Linked DNA regions of Homo sapiens: region 1 is linked to region 2. Evidence: read pairs that join two places in POLR2A ChIA-PET (ENCODE). Cell type or tissue: A673. All regions are shown on one strand. Each heading gives the region's core, and the rest is flanking DNA. Links, peaks and the distances in the headings are about the cores only.

Region 1 (8,211 bases), core at 2,912-5,411, 370 kb before region 2:
ATCAACTCTCCAGAAAAGAACAGATGTTGGTGACTAATTGGAAAGGACCTGGGATGGTTAATTTTGTGTGTCCACTTGACTGGGCCACAGGGTGCCCAGACATTTGCTCAAACATTATTCCGGGTGTGTCTGTGAGGGTGTTTCTGGGTCCGATGAACATTATAGTCAATAGATTGAGTAAGGCCGACTGCCCTTCCTAATGTGGATGAGCCCTGTCCAATCAGTTGAAGGTTTGAATGGAACAAAAAGGCTGAGTAAGAGGGAGCGCCTCCTGTCTGACAGCCTGCAAGCCGGGACATCGTTTTCTTTCTGGCCTTCAGACTTGAATTGAAACATTGGTCTTTCTTGGGTCTCAAGTCAGTGACTTTTGCTGTTGTTGCTGATGGTTTTCTTGAGATAGGGTATCACTCTGTCACCCAGGCTAGAGTTCAGTGATCTTGGTGTGATCTTATGTCACTGCAACCTCTGCCTCCCAGGCTCAAGCAATTCTCCTACCTCAGCCCTCTGAGTAGCTGGGACTACAGGTACGCGCCACCATGCCTAGCTAATTTGTGTGTGTGTGTATATATATATATATATATATATATATATATTTTTTTTTTTTTTTTTTTTTTTTTTTTTTGTCGTGATGGGGTTTCACTATGTTGCCCAGGTTAGTCTTGAACTCCTGGACTGATACAGTTTGGCTGTGGTCCCACCAAAATCTTATCTTGAATTGTAGTTCCCCCAGGGGGAGATAATTGAATCATGGCGGTGGTTTTCCCCATCCTGTTCTTGTGATAGTGAGTGAGTTCTCATGAAATCTGATGTTTTTATAAGGGGCTTCCCCCTTTGCTGGGCACTCATTCTTCTCTCCCCTGCTGCTATGTGAAGAAGGACGTGTTTGCTTCCCCATCCACCATGATTGTAAATTTCTTGAGGCCTCCCCAGCCATGCAAAACTGTGAGTCAATTAAACCTCTTTTCTTTATAAATTACCCAGTCTCCAATATGTATTAGCAGCATGAGAACGGACTAATACAGGGACTTAAGCAATCCACCCCTGCCTTGGCCTCCCAAAGTGCTGGGATTACAGGCGTGAGCCACTGTGCCTGGCTCAAGTCAGTGACGTTTGGACTGGAACGACACTATCAGCTCTCTTGGGTCTCCAGCTAGCCAACTGCAGATCTTGAGACTTCTCAGCTTTCATAATTGCTCTGAGCAAATTCTTTATAATAAATCTCTCTCTCTCTCTCTCTCTCTCTCTCTGTGTGTGTGTGTGTGTGTGTGCGCGCGCGCATTGGTTCTGTGATTCTGTTTCTCCAGAGAACCCCAACAATTACAAGACCTCAAGATGAGTCAGTGATGAGTTTAAGGCTGAATGACTAGGAAAACGATCAAAATATAGGACAAAAATAAGGAAGTCAAGGGAAGTGATTCATTTCAGGGGAAGTTTTTTTGTTTATTTTTTCATTCACAAACATTTATTTGGCATGTGCCCTGTGCCAGATAGAATTCCAGCCACTGGGGATTGAAAGTTCCACACAGTTGCCTAAACTAGAGGCCAACATGTATTCTTTCTTCAGCCTCACCCTCAACATCTAATTAATCTTAAAACCTGAAATTTCACCTGCTTGCATTGCTTTCAAATCTATTTCCTTGACAGGTAGAGAGGTTTGGAAGGATGATCCTCAACTCGTTGGAGTCATTGTGTCTCCCTTTCAGATCCACAGCAGTTAGTAATGATTTCACTTATAGGTCAGAAGGACCATGGACCTATTTGAGGCATTTGGAGATTTATCATATGTGAAATTAGGAAATTGAAAGTTATTGGGATTGATCAAAGCACATGAACATAAAATATACTTCACATCTCCATACTTCTTAAGGTGATGAAGAAGGGTGTGGCTGATGATATTGTTTGTTGAGGGATCTGATAGTGTCCAAAGAAAAATTATCTGCAATTTTCTTTTCCCTTCCTTCCTTCTTTCCTTCCTTCTTTCCTTCCTTCCTTCCCTCCTCCCTCCCTCTTTTCTTTTCTCATTTCTTTTCTTTTCCCTCCCTCCCTCTTTCTTTCTTTCCTTCCTTCCCTCCTCCCTCCCTCTTTTCTTTTCTCATTTCTTTTCCCTCCCTCCCTCCCTTCCTTTCTTTCTTTCTTTTTCTTTCTTTCCTTCCTTCCTTCCTTCTCTTTCTTTCCTTCCTTCCTTCCTTCTCTCTTTCTTTCTTTCTTTTCTTTCCTTTCTTTTTCTTTCTCTTTCCTTCCTGCTTTTATTTCTTCTCTCTGTCTCTCTCTGTCTCTGTCTCTGTCTCTCTCTCTCTCCTGTTGCCTAGGCTGGAGTTTAGCTCACTGCAACCTCTGCCTCCTGGGTTCAAGCAATTCTCCTCCCTCAGCCTTCTGAGTAGCTGGGACTACAGGCTTTAGAACTGGCGGCTTTATAAGAAGAGAAAGAGAGATCTGAGCTAGCACACTCAACCCCCTTGCTCTGTGATGCCCTGTGCCATCTCGGGACTCTGCAGAGGGTCCCCACCAGCAAGAAGGCCTTCACCAGAGCGGCCCCTTAACCTTGGACTTCCCAGCCTCCATAACTGTAAGTAATAAATTATTTTCCTTGTAAATTACCCAGTTTCAGGTATTCTGTAATAAGCAACAGAAAATGGACAAAGACAATCACTATTTTTTGAATCAATGAATATTGAATGAATTATCTATAATAAACAGAAATACCTGTTAGGTGAACAAAAGTCACAGAGTAGGACAAGGATCATTCTGTTAAAATAACTCTGAGTAAACATAGCTGCCTGCCTTTTCCATCCCTCTGTGTGGTTAAGATAAGCTGTGCCTAGTTTGGGCTTTGAGTTTTCACTCATGCAAAGTGAACACTGGCTTCCTACTGGGCATGGTGTGGACTGGAGATCCCAGGTGATTGACAAAGTGGATATTGTTCAAAACCTCCTAAAACATGCAGGTGTTGAGGTGGTCCTTCATGCAGGGTCAGAAATGAAACACATCAAATTAAACCTCAGGTGGCTTTGCAGAAGAAATGGAAGGTAGATTATGTGCTCCGCACAGCCCTGACACGAGGGCAGGGCTGACGATCCATCACTTTTAAGCGCACGGTGTGGCGTAGATCACCTCCAGCTGCAGGAAAAAAAGGCTGACCTTTAGATAGGGCTATAAAAAGAGAGCCAAATTCACTCCTTCTTTGCTCACAAAGTGCCCTCAACAAAGGAGGAAAAATGAAGGACCTCTGTGTCCAAGAGCCAGGTACACAAAGGCGACTCGGCATTTTGTCAAGCTGATGGTCAGAGCATGAAGTGACAAAGAAGGTGGCTAGGCTTGGGGGAGCCTTATGTGTCTAGGTGAGAAGCTGCCAGTGTGACTGTCAGCAGAGAGGAGCATCTTGTTAGTGCCAATCTTGCAGCACGATCAGGTGAGCAGGGAGGTGGTTTAGAAAAGCTGCTCAAGAGGTTCCGGAGCAAGGAGTCCCAGATCACTGGGAAGTTAGCTTTTTTAATTTTTTTTTTTTTTTTTTTGAGACAGGGTCTCGCTGCATCCCGGAGGCTGGAGTGTAGTGGCGTGATCATGGCTCACTGCATCCTCAACCTCCTGGGCTCGAGTAATTTTCCTGCCTCAGCCTCCCGAATGGCTGGGACTACTGGTGGGCACAACCATGCCTAGCTATTTTTTTTTTTTTTGTAGACAGGGTCTCACTATGTTGCCCAGGTTGGTCTCAAACTCCTGGGCTCAAGTGATCCTGCTATCTCAGCCTCCCAAAGTTCTGGGATTACAGGTGAGAGCCACCATGCCCAGCCCGAGGTTAGTTAGCTTCTGAGGATTTAGAAGTTACATCCACATTTCCATGAATTCAACGGGTTGGGGTAGGTTGAAGGATATTATGCCCTCTAGCAAGAGTATTTGAAACTGCAATGGACTCCAATATTTCTAAGCGAGAGTTATTGAAGGTTTCAGAGTAAGAGACCTGTTCATTCTCTCCATCTCTTTCCATGTGGAGCTGAGGTCGGGGGAGGTTCCAAGGTCAGCCAGGATGGTGAAAATCACTATTGTCAAAGACGCCCTTGAGTACAGAGTCTCCCAAGAACTCCATACACATAGTTTATTTTTTCCCAGGGCCGGAACACATCGCTGCATTTCTTCAGTTGAGCTCTATCAAAAGTAAAACCTTAGACAAATTAAATTTAACAGAGTTGAATTGAGCAAAGAAAGATTCATGAATTGGGCAGCCCTTGAAACAGAATAGGTTCAGGGAGACTCTGGTGCAGCCACGTGGTCAAAGAAGATGTATGGACAGAGAAAGGAAAGTGAAAACGGAAGTGAGGTACAGAAACAGCTGGATTGGTTACAGCTCAGTGTTTGCTTTATTTGATACGGCTTGAACAGTTGGCCTTCTGTGATTGGGCAAAACTCGGTGATTGGCACATGAGTAGTTTATGGTCTGTTTATACCTCCAGTTAGGTTACAGTCCATTATGGATGGAGAAACCTTTACACAGAACTAAAAATATGTTAGGAGGCAGCTTTAGGTTAAGCTTAATTTAACAGCTCTGTAAGACATTGTTTCTAGGGATGATGTTGAAGGAAAATAGAAATCTTTATTATTATTATTTTTTGTTTTGTTTTTGAGACGAAGTCTCACTTTATTGCTCAGGCTGGAGTGCAGTGGCGCGATCTCGGCTCACTATAACCTCCACCTCCCGGGTTCAAGCGATTGTCCTGCCTCAGCCTCCCAAGTAGCTGGGATTACAGGCACGCACCACCATGCCTGGCTAATTTTTGTATTTTCAGTAGAGACGAGGTTTTAGCATGTCGGCCAGCTAGTCTTGAACTCCTGACCTCAAGTGACCTGCCCACCTTGGCCTCCCAAAGTGGCTTTAGGCTAAACTTAATTTAATAGTTCTGTAAGACATTTGTTTCTAGGGATGACGTTGAAGGAAAATAGAAATCTTTAAACATGAGTCATACCCAGCAGGTGGGGAAACTGGCCTAGCCTGAGGGGCCAACAGCCAATTTCAGTTCCCTTCTCACAGGCCTTTCAAAGATTCACAGGTAGATGGACTCCCCGGCAATGTTTGTGACTTTCACATTCTTCCATATTCTCCCTCTCTCTCTCTCCCTCTTTTTTTTTTTTTTTTTTTTTTTTTGGTGAGATAGAGTCTTGCTCTGTCACCCAGGCTGGAATGCAGTGGTGTGATCTCGGCTCACTGCAACCTCTGCCTCCCAAGTTCAAGCAATTCTCCCGCCTCAGCCTCCTGAGTAGCTGGAATTACAGGCGCCCACCACCACGCCTGGCTAATTTTTGTATTTTTAGTACAGACAGGGTTTCACCATGTGGGCCAGGCTGGTCTCGAACTCCTGACCTCAAGTGATTTACTCACCTCAGCCTCTCAAAGTGCTGGGGTTACAGGTGTGAGTCACCGCGCCCAGCCTCCCACTCCTTTCTCGCTCTGTCCTCTTTCTGCCATATACTTATAGCTGAATTCACATAAATTAAAAGTGTCCCTAATTTGACTTTACTATATTCCAGACATCGACAATGTCCGTCCATTTTCATATGTTCCATTTTCATTTCTAAGTATTTTCTTCTGAAGAGTCTTAGAGGTACAAATTACCAAATTGTAAACATTGTAGGCTGGGCGTGGTGGCTTCTGCCTATAATCCCAGTACTTTGGGAGGGTAAGGCGGTTGAGGGGATGCGGGGGTGTTACTTGAAGCCCAGAGTTAGAGACCGGCCTGGGCAACATAGCCCAGACCTAATCTCTACAAAAAATAAAATAAAATAAATTGAGGTGGGAGGATTTCTTGAGTCCAGGAGTTCGAGACCAGCTTGGGCAACATAGCAAGACCCCATCTCTAAGAAAACAAAAAACAAAGAGCATTGCGTTTAGGTGTCATTGGATTTTGTGATGAGGCTTCTCTGTTTCACCCTAAGGGAAAAACTGGAAGCGATTTGGTTACCCATGGAGGCATTAACATAGCACGAAAAAAAGTGACCGATATTCCAAACCAGCCACCTTTTCCAGATCAGAAGGTTCCAGTTAACCTGCTCATCATTAAATTAGTATGCTACAAGGCCAGGGGGTGGCTCACCCCTCTAATCCCAGTACTTTGGGAGGCCGAGGCGGGTGGATCACTTGAGGTCAGGAGTTCGAGACCAGCCTGGCCAACATGGCGGAACCCTATCTCTCCTAAAAGTACAAAAATTAGCTGGGTGTGGTGGCACATGCCTATAATCCCAGCTACTCAGGAGGCTGAGGCAGGAGAATCCCTTGAACCTGGGAGGTGGAGGTTGCAGTGAGCTGAGATCAAGCCACGGCACTCCAGCGTGGGCAACAGAGTGAGACTCTATCTCAAAAAACAAACAAGCAAACAAAAATGAGTATGTGACAACTCTTCTTGCATCTTTTCTGAAAATTCCTGCAGTCTTATCCCATATCTGCTGAAGGCAAAAGCAGACACTTGTGTGAAACTCAACTTCAGCACCATCTTCTGTGAAACCCAACTTCAGCACCATCTTCTTTTTTTTTTTCTCTTAAGACAGAGTCTTGCTCTGTTGCCCAGGCTGGAGTGTAGTGATGTGATCACAGCTCACTGTAGCCTCAACCTCTTGGTCTCAAGTGATCCTCCCACCTCACATCCAGCTAATTTTTAAATTTTTGTGAAGAGAAAAAAATTTGCCCAGGCTGGTCTCAAACTCCTGGGCTCAAGCGATCCTCCCACCTAGGTCTCCCAAAGTGCTGAGATTTACAGGTGTGTGTCAATTTCAGGTCTGACTGGATCCAGAAGTTCCAGTGAAGCCGATTTCTATCTCTAGTCTTTGTGATCCTTTCCTCTCCAGCAAGGCTTTTCCTTGCCATGACAAGACACCTGGCAGCATCTCCAGGCTTACTCAACCAGTACCCTTGATGGGAAAAGGGCTTTTCTTTCTTAATTTTCCAGCAAAAGCCTCAAGATTGACTCTGGAGTAAATTGCACATGGCCTCAAATTCTTTGCAGCTCCTTCCACTATGAGGTGGCATGTATTACTCCAATCCCTGCATCTGGGCTGGATTTGTGACTTGTTTTGAACAATAGAATGTGGTAAAAGTGACAGTGAAAATATATGAGTTTCAAGCCTAAGACAACATGCTTTTCAGCCTTTGCTCTGGATTTCTTTGAATGCTGCTGTCACATAAACAAGACTGAAATAGCCTACTAGAGGATGGGAAATTACATGGAGCAGAGACAAGCAGTCCCAGGTGTGGAACCCCTAGACCAGCCAGCTTACCAACCACCAGACATGAGAGTGAGACCATCCTAGATCACTCAGCTCCAGCCAAGCCACCAAGAGACCACACAGATCAGCTGAATTGGCCTAGGCCAGACGAACCACTCTGCCAACCCACAGAATTACTAAAAATAATAAATATTTGTTAGTGAAGACTTCAAGTTTGGGGATGTTTGTTATGCAGCAGAAGCTAACTGATACTCTCTTATTGGGTCAGCTTGGATCACTTTCCCACTCTGAAACACACAGTGAGCAGAGGGGTAGTGGACAGGCCTAGGCCATGTGTTTTTTCCTGGAGTTGGCCATTGGGGCCAGATCAATGAACTGAGAACTGGGGAGGTGTGGAGAAAAATCAGGGTGCTGTCACCAGAAAAAGGGAGAAAGAATGCCAAAGAGAATGAAACAAGAGACATCCACTGGAGTATTCTAACCCCATAATAGTAATTGATGAAAGTTTGAATTTATGGTCTCAATTCTAGTTCTCATTTGTAAAATAGACCCAAAGACAGTGCCACCCACTTTGATATTCAATTCAAAGAATCCTTATGATGTAGAAGTAAGGGCACTGGTGTGGGAGTCAGGTGGAACTGAGTTCAAGTTTTGGTTCCATCTGCCCATATTTGGATGCACACAGACACATTTTAGAATCCTTCTGAATTTCAGTTTCCTCATCTGTAAAATGGGTGATGATGTTAATACTGACCTTAAAAATTGGCCATGACACTTTGGGGGGCCAAGGCAGGAGGATCGCATGAGTCAAGGAGTTCAAGACCAGCCTGGGCAACATGGTGAGACCCCTGTGTCTACAGAACGTTAAAAAATTAGCTGGACATGATGGCATGCACCTGCAGTCCCAACTAGTTGGGAACCTGAGGTGGAAGTATCACTTGAGCCCAGGAGGTCGAAGCTGCAGTTAGCTGTGTTTGTGCCACTGCACTCCAGCCTGGGTGA
Region 2 (8,211 bases), core at 2,855-5,354:
TCTCAAACTATGATAAATAAAATCTTTACTTAAAAAATAAAGATCAGACTAGTGCAGTGGCTCATGCCTGTAATCCCAGCACTTTCGGAGGCTTAGGCGGGCAGATCATGAGGTCAGGAGTTTGAGACCAGCCTGGCCAACATGGTGAAACCTTGTCTCTACTAAAAATACAAAACTTAGCCGGGTGTGGTGGCATGCGCCTGTAATCCCAGCTACTGGGGAGGCTGAGACAGGAGAATCGCTTGAACCTGGAAGGCAGAGGTTTCAGTGAGCCAAGATCACACCACTGCACTCCAGCCTGGGTGACAGAGCAAGACTCTGTATCGGAAAAAAAAATAAACTAAAATAAAAAAGAAAAAATACATAAAGACCTTAGGAGTTTTATAAGCTCAGGAATTCAAAACCCGAGGGTAAGGGCTGTTTTAGCCTTCAGAGTTTACATTAATTGTTGCTTAATCTTTTTTTTTCTTTTTTTCAATTTGATATAGTTGGCAGAAAGTAGTAGAGTGGATGCAACAACAATTACTAGTAAGTGATTCATGGATGTAGGATTTTCTGAGGTTTCAAAGACAAATTTCAAATCCTGGCAGGGTGGAATAGATTTGTCAACAAGTAAATTACAAATGGCAGAAAGTAAATCAGGCCAAGTCAAAATAGAGATTGCAATGGGAGGACCAGAAAGGTCTGCCCTCCCTGACTTTGCTGGGGAAAAATGGAGAGAGGGGGCATTTGAGCTGGGCCTTGAAAGACAATTGACCATGACATTGGGATGGGCCTTCGAGGTGGACCAAAGAAAGCTAGGAAAGAACCAGAACAAAGCAGATGTGGTGAGTTCATGGAAGGGTAAGGAGACCAACTGTGACTGTGTCTTTCTGAAAACACTTCCATTTTGAACTCTGTATGGCTGCCTCTGTCACTGAATATGGGCTCCAAAGACCTTATAGCAAGATTTCTTAATATCAGTACAAGTAACATCTGAGGGCTGGATCTTTCTCTGTTGTGGGGGCTGTTTTGTTCATTGTAGGGTGTGTAGCAGCATCTCTGATCTCTATGTACTTGATGCCAATATCACCCCCTCTCCACTCCTTAGTTTCACAACCAGAAAAGTTTCCAGACATTGCCAATTGTGTGGGGGCAAAATCCCCCTAGGTTGAGAATGTGTATTAGTCTGCTCTCACTCTGCTAATAAAGACATACTTGAGACTGGGTGATTTATAAAGGAAAGAGGTTTAATGGACTCACTGTTCCACACAGCAGGGGAGGCCTCACAATCACGACAGAGGACGAAGGAAGAGCAAAGGCACATCTTACGTGGTGGTAGGCAAGACGGCATGTGCAGGGGAACTGCCCTTTATAAAACCATCAGATCGGCTGGGTGTGGTGGCTCATGCCTGTAATCCCAGCACTTTGGGAGGCCAAGGCAGGTGGATCACCTGAGGTCAGGAGTTCAAGACCAGCCTGGCCAACATGGTGGAAACCCCATCTCTACTAAAAATACAAAACTTAGCTGGGCATGGTGGGCGCCTGTAATCCCAGCTACTCGGGAGGCTGAGGCAGGAGAATCGCTTGAACCTGGGAGGCAGAGGCTGCAGTGAGCCGCCATCAGGCCACTGCACTCCAGCCTGGGTGACAGAGTGAGACGCCATCTCAAAAAAAAAAAAAAAAGAAAAAGGAAGAAAGAAATGAGGTCTCGTTCAGTTGCCCAGGCTGGACTGCAATGGTGTGATCATAGCTCACTGCAGTCTCAAACTTTTGGGCCCAAGTAATCCCCCCACCACAGCCTCTGGAGTAGCTGGGACTATACAGGCAGGCACTACCAACACACCCAGCTATTTTTTGTTAATTTTTTTCTTAATAGAGACAAGGTCCCACTATTTTGCTCAGGCTGGTCTTGAACTCCTGGCCTCAGTGATCCTCTTGCCTCAGCTTCCGAAGTGTTGGGATTACAGGCATGAGCCACCATGTAACTATTTTTTGAATGAATGAGTTGCAACATTTGTATCTCTCATTTTCTCTTGCTGTTCCCTACAGGAAAATAGTTGACAAAGAAAAAAGCAAACAGACCCATCGTATCCTTCAGCTCAATTGCTGTATTCAGTGTCTGAACTCCATTTCCCGGGTAAGTCAGTAAAACAGGCACAGCAAGAGGGTGAAAACAGGGAGGGAGGAGAGTGAGGATGAAAGGGGACTCAGGGGGAAGATGAACCAAAAATCAGAGCAATTTCATTGCCCAGAGCCAACGGTTAGTACAGGTGTGGAAAAGCGAGGTGGGCATGGGGAAGAACTAAGAGGTTGCTGAGTTCATTGGCCAACTTGGCCATTGTGAGTGGCACCTTCAACAGCAAACCTGGGAAGGTCATAATAGCTCCACCTTAGAGTTGACATAACATTTGTAAACATGCCTAGCATGGTGCCTGCACTTAACAATACTCCAGACATGGTGGCTGTTTCTGTTATTATGGCACCTGCTCAGTCGATATTTGTTGAGTCAACAGCAAGCCACACCTGCTTTGAATCCTGATTCCAGGCTTATCGGAGATCCAAGAACAGCCTGTCGGAAATTCTGAATTCCATCAGCCTGTGGCAGAAGACGCTGAAGATCATTGGAGGCAAGTTTGGAACCAGCGTCCTCTCCTATTTCAACTTTCTGAGATGGCTTTTGAAGTTCAACATTTTCTCATTCATCCTGAACTTCAGCTTCATCATAATCCCTCAGTTTACCGTGGCCAAAAAGAACACCCTCCAGTTCACTGGGCTGGAGTTTTTCACTGGGGTGGTAAGTCCTCCACTTCCCCTACCCCAAGTGCACCAATCACCTCGGAAACCCAGGGACGTGCCTTGCCGGTCACCCACTCACACCTCTCATTTTGCCTGGGGGTCAACTGATGGGGAAAGTGGATGTTTGAAATGTTTTCCTGGCTGAGTGTGGTGACTCATGCCTGTAATCCCAGCAAGCTGGGAGGCCAAAGCAGTGGAGACCAGCCTGGGCAACATGGCAAAACCCCGTCTCTACAAAAATGCAAAAATTAGCAGGGCATGGTGGCACACACCTGTAATTCTGGCTACTCAGGAGGCTAAGGTAAGAGGATTGCTTGAGCCCAGGAGGCAGAGATTGCAGTGAAGCAAGATTCCCCCACTGCACTCCAGCCTGGGCAACAGAGCGAGGCCTTGTCTCAATCATCAATCAATCAATCAATAAAGTGTTTTCCTGCAAAGTAACATACACACATCGTAGTAGAATTTCTGTCTCCAGAGGCAACCATCTTGAACAGTTTGTTTTTATCCACACACTTTTTTGGCAAACATATGGACACTTCTGTGCACGTACAGAGGCATTCTTTTCTTTTCTTACAAAAGATGAATTATTCATTGTATATTATCTACAACTTGCTTTTTTTTTACTTAGCAATATGTGGTGGGCATTTTCTTGTGTTGGTGTTTATAGATCTATGTTTTCTTTCTTTTTAATTTTTATTTCTACAAAATACAATGTTCCTTTTGAAAAATTCCTACTATAGAAGAAAACTAAGAGAAAGTTCATTTTATATTTTTTTCTTTGTCCAACTCCCCATTTTGAGATATATCTTTGTAGACTGTTTTTTTCTTCCTGTACAAACGTTGATAGATACATACTTGATAAAAAAAAAACCAAATAGATGACAGGCACATAGATTATTATGCTTTTAAAAATAAACAGAGGATAGGATTGTACTATAAGCCCTTCTTTCTTTCTTTTCTTTTCCTTTCCTTTTGTCTTTCTTTCTTTCTTTCTTTCTTTCTTTCTTTCTTTCTTTCTTTCTTTCTTTCTTTTCCTTCCTTCCTTCCTTCCTTCCTTCCTTCCTTCCTTCCTTCCTTCCTTCCTTCCTCCCTCCCTCCCTCCCTCCCTTCCTGGACCCCAAAATGTCTTTCATAACTTGCTTATTCAGACTAGGATTCAGTCAACAATCAGATTTTACATTCTGTGTCCGCCCCCGCCTTAAATCTCTATTAATCTAAAATAATCAGCCGGGTACGGTGGCTCACTCCTGTAATCCCAGCACTTTGGGAGGCCGAGGCGGGTGGATCACTTGAAGTCAGAAGTTGGAGACCAGCCTGGCCAACATGGCAAAACCCCATCTCTACTTAAAATACAAAAATTAGCCGGATGTGGTGGCAGAAGCCTGTAATCCCCACTACTAGGCAAGCTGAGGCAGGGAGAATTGCTTGAACCCGGGAGGTTGCAGTGAGCTGAGATCTTGCCATTGCACTCCAGCCTGAGTGACAGAGCGAGACTCCATCTCAAAAAAATAAATAAATAAATAAATAATCTCCCCAGCCCAGCCCCTTTTTTCTTGACATTGGCTTATTGCAGAAATTGGGCCTACTGCTATGTAGATTCCAACATCCTACCTTCTGGAATTGTCTGATGATTTCCTAGTGGTTTCTAGAATTTGTTTCTCTGGCTTCTTATTTCCTGTGCACTGAAATGTAGGCCTATAGGCTTGATTCGTTTCCTATTAAGCATGTTTAGCCATAATACTGGTGACAGAGGCACATAATACTGGTGAAACGAGAGGCCTGGCTGTCGTGTTCTTGCTGATGTTTCACTTGATCACTGGGCCAGGTGGTAACAGCTCAATGTCTCCATTGTAAAGTTACACTGGATTTCTTTTCAAGTCTGAGAGCCCAGTGACACAATGTCCAAATTCTCAGTGCCCCTTTCCTGGAAAACAAAATGTCTAAACTGACTGGCCCAGGCTTCTTGTATTCAGGAGAGGTCAACTCTCATGACCATAATCGTTTACCTTTTTTTTCAGGAGATCCACCTGACCTATGGTTTATTGTACCTTTCAGGGTTATTTTAGGGACACAGTGATGTACTATGGCTTTTACACCAATTCCACCATCCAGCACGGGAACAGCGGGGCATCCTACAACATGCAGCTGGCCTACATCTTCACAATCGGAGCATGCTTGACCACCTGCTTCTTCAGTTTGCTGTTCAGGTATGGAAGCATCTACATTTCCTGATTCTGAGGGTCATGTTAGATTTCAGCAAAAATCCAAGAAATTCAAAAATTACCCAGGTAACAGTTTCTCTGCAGTCCTCTCCTCTCCTCTCCTCTCTTTTCTTTTCTTTCTTAGATAGAGTCTCGCTCTGTCACCCATGCTGGAGTACAGTGGCGCAATCTGGGCTCACTGCAACCTCCACCTCCCAGGTTCAAGTGATTCTCCTTCCTCAGCCTCCCGAGTAGCTAGGATTACAGGCACCTGCCACCACGCCCCGCTAATGTTTGTATTTTTAATAGAGATGGGGTTTGACCATGTTGGCCAGGCTGGTCTCAAACTCCTGACCTCAGGTGGTCCACCCGCCTCGGCCTCCCATAGTCCTGGGATTACAGGCGTGAGCCACCGTGCCCAGCCTGCAGTTTTGACTTTCCATTGCTGTCCAATTATTCCTTGTCCTGCAATATAAAAATAGGAGTTTGGACAGAGGAAGAGAGGTTTTTCTGTGCTTTTAAAGAAATTGGTCAGCCTGATAATAAGGGTGCAGTTACCCCAGCAATGATATGAAGGGAAGAACATGATAGATAACTATCAGAGAGGAGGTACAAATGGAAAATACACATATGAAAGGCTGGGCACGGTGCTCATGCCTGTAATCTTAGCACTCTGGGAGTCTGATGCAGGCTGATCACTTGAGTCCAGGAGTTCGAGACTGGACTGGGCAACATACCAAAACCCCATCTCTACTAAAAATACAAAAAATTAGCCTGGCTTGGTGGCGCACGCCTGTGTTCCCAGCTATTCGGGAGGCTGAGGTGGGAGAATCACCTGAGCCCATTAGGTCGAGGCTGCAGTGAGCTGAGATCAGTCTACTACACTCCAGCCTGAGCAACTGGAGATCCTGTTTCAAAAAAAAAAGAGAGAGAAAGAAAGAAAAGCAACATGCAATCTCTGTATTAGTTTGCTAGGGCTGCCTAGCAAAGTACAGCAGACCATTGGTTTAAACAACAGAAATTTATTTTCTCATGGTTCTGGAGGCCTGAAGTCCAAGATCAAGGTGTCAGCAGGCTTGGTTTCCTCTGAGGCCTCTCTCCTTGGCTTGTAGACGGCCACTGTCTCCTGCCTGTGTCTTCACATGGTTATCCCTCTGTGTCTTAATCTCCCTTTTTTATAAAGATGCCATTTGTACTGAATTGGGACACAATTTAATGACCCCATTTTAAAAAAATGTAATTACCACTTTAATTAATTAATTAATTTATTTTGAGATGGAGTCTCACTCTGTTGCCCAGGCTGGAGTGCAGTGGTGTGATCTCAGCTCACTGCAACCTCTGTCCCCCAGGTTCAAGGGATTCTCCTGCCTCAGCCTCCCTAGTAGCTGGGACTATAGGTATGTGCCACCACGTCCGACTAATTTTTGTAATTTTATTAGAAACGGGGTTTCACCATGTTGGCCAGACTGGTCTCAAACTCCTGACCTTAAGTGATCCACCCGCCTCAGCCTCCCAAAGTGCTGGGATTACAGGCGTGAGCCACTGCGCCCGGCCTGTAATTACCACTTTAAAGACCCTACCTCCAAATACAGTCACATTCTAAGGTACTAGGGGGTTAGGACTTCAACATACGAATTTTGGGAAGTACACAGTCCAACCCATAGCAACCTGACTGCCAGCATACTAATTCAAACTAAAGTGAGATTTTGTTTTGTTCTGTCAAAGTAGGAAATGATTTTATTATTATTATTATTATTAATATTTTGAGACAGAGTCTTGCTCTGTCACCCAGGCTGGAGTGCAGTGGTGTGATCTTGGCTCACTGCAACCTCCGCTTCTCGGGTTCAAGTGATTCTCCTGTCTCAGCCTCCTGAGTAGCTGGGATTACAGGCTCATGCCAACACACCCAGCTAATTTTTCTATTTTTAGTAGAGACAGGGTTTCACCATGTTGGCCAGGCTGGTCTTGAACTCCTGACCTCAGGTAATCCCCCCTGCTGGGCCTCCCAAAGTTCTGGGATTATAGGTGTTAGCCATCATGCCCGGCCAGAAATGATTCTAAAGTTGCTGTTACTGAGTGGTGGCAAATTTCAGAACAGCAGCATCCGTCCATCTTGTGCAGCATTTTTGTGTGTGTGCTCAGGGCTTCCTGGGCCTGAGACAGCCCATGACCATAACAGTGCCTTCATCAAGTGCTTGCTGCTGTAAGCACTGCATAGACTCTTTGGAAGGCTGAATAATCTCCCCCGACCCCCCCCAGAGAAGTCTACATCCTAATCCCCAGAACTGGTGAATATGTAACTTCGCATAACAAAAGGGACTTTGCAGATGTGACTGAGGATTTTTAAATGGGGAGATTATCCTGGATTATCCCAGTGGGCCCAATGGAATCACAAGGGTCTTTATAAGAGGCAGGCAGGAGGTCAGAGAGTAGCAGGGAGATGGGAAGATGCTACCCTGCTGGCTTTGAAGTTGGAGGAGGTGGCCACAAGCCAAGGAAAGAGGACACCCTCTAGAAGCTGGAAAAGACAAGGAAATGGATTCTTCCCTAGAGCTTCCAGAAGGAACATAGCCCTGCCAACACCTTCATTTTAGCTCTGTGGACTCATTTTCTGATTAGCTGGGTGTGGTGGCATGTGCCTGTAGTTCCAGCTACTTTGGAGGCTGTGGCGTGAGGATGGCTTGAGCCCAGGAGGTGGAGGCTGCAGTGAGCTATGACTACACCACTGCACTCTAGCCTGGGCCACACAGCAAGACCTCATCCCTAAACAAACAGAAAACACAAAAACAAGAAAAGACATTTTCTGACTTCTGATCTCTAGAAGGGTAAAAGAACAAATTTGTGTTGTTTTTAGCCGCTAAGTTGGTGGTCATTTGCTATAGCAGCAACAGGGAACTGGGTGGATTACTTGAGGTCAGGAGTTCAAGACCAGCCTAGCCAACATGGTGAAACCCTGCCTCTACTAAAAATACAAAAATTGGCCGGGCGTGGTGATGGGCACCTGTAATCCCTGTTACTTGGGAGACTGAGGCAGGAGAATCGCTTGAACCTTGGAGGTGGAGGTTGCAGTGAGCAGAGATCACACCACTGCACTCCAGCCTGGGAGACAAGAGTGAAACTCTGTCTAAAAAAAAAAAAAAAAATTCTGTGAGGTGAGTTTTATTGTTATTCCCTCTCTACAGATATGGAAACTGAGGCTGAGAATCAGAACCATTCACAAGACAAAAATCCC

The links. Peaks named below come from ENCODE experiments on the same cell type or tissue, not always from the same donor. Only the 100,000 strongest peaks of a DNase experiment are listed, where the experiment ranks them.
Region 1: POLR2A ChIA-PET joins it to region 2 with 10 read pairs; 2 of 35 experiments call an interaction of 5 or more read pairs at or near these places.

The regions. Positions count from the first base shown.
Region 1 is chr16:19,090,912-19,099,122 of GRCh38, forward strand. It overlaps LOC124903656 (a long non-coding RNA gene), which reads left to right and starts at 1,025. Exons shown (of 2, transcript XR_007065010.1): 1 at 1,025-2,566; 2 at 6,761-7,415. RefSeq lists enhancers at 4,202-4,411, 4,802-4,861. In A673, for the core only: a CTCF peak has its summit at 3,906; no DNase peak of the experiment used is centred there.
Region 2 is chr16:19,461,249-19,469,459 of GRCh38, forward strand. TMC5 (transmembrane channel like 5) reads left to right here. Exons shown (of 22, transcript NM_001261841.2): 7 at 2,032-2,119; 8 at 2,528-2,776; 9 at 4,834-4,985. All of the region lies in intron 2 of TMC5-AS1 (TMC5 antisense RNA 1), which reads right to left. Among named protein-coding and RNA genes, the nearest start is that of TMC5-AS1, 23 kb to the right of the region's middle. In A673, for the core only: no CTCF peak of the experiment used is centred there; a DNase peak (open chromatin) is centred at 3,973; H3K27ac peaks cover 1,623 bases.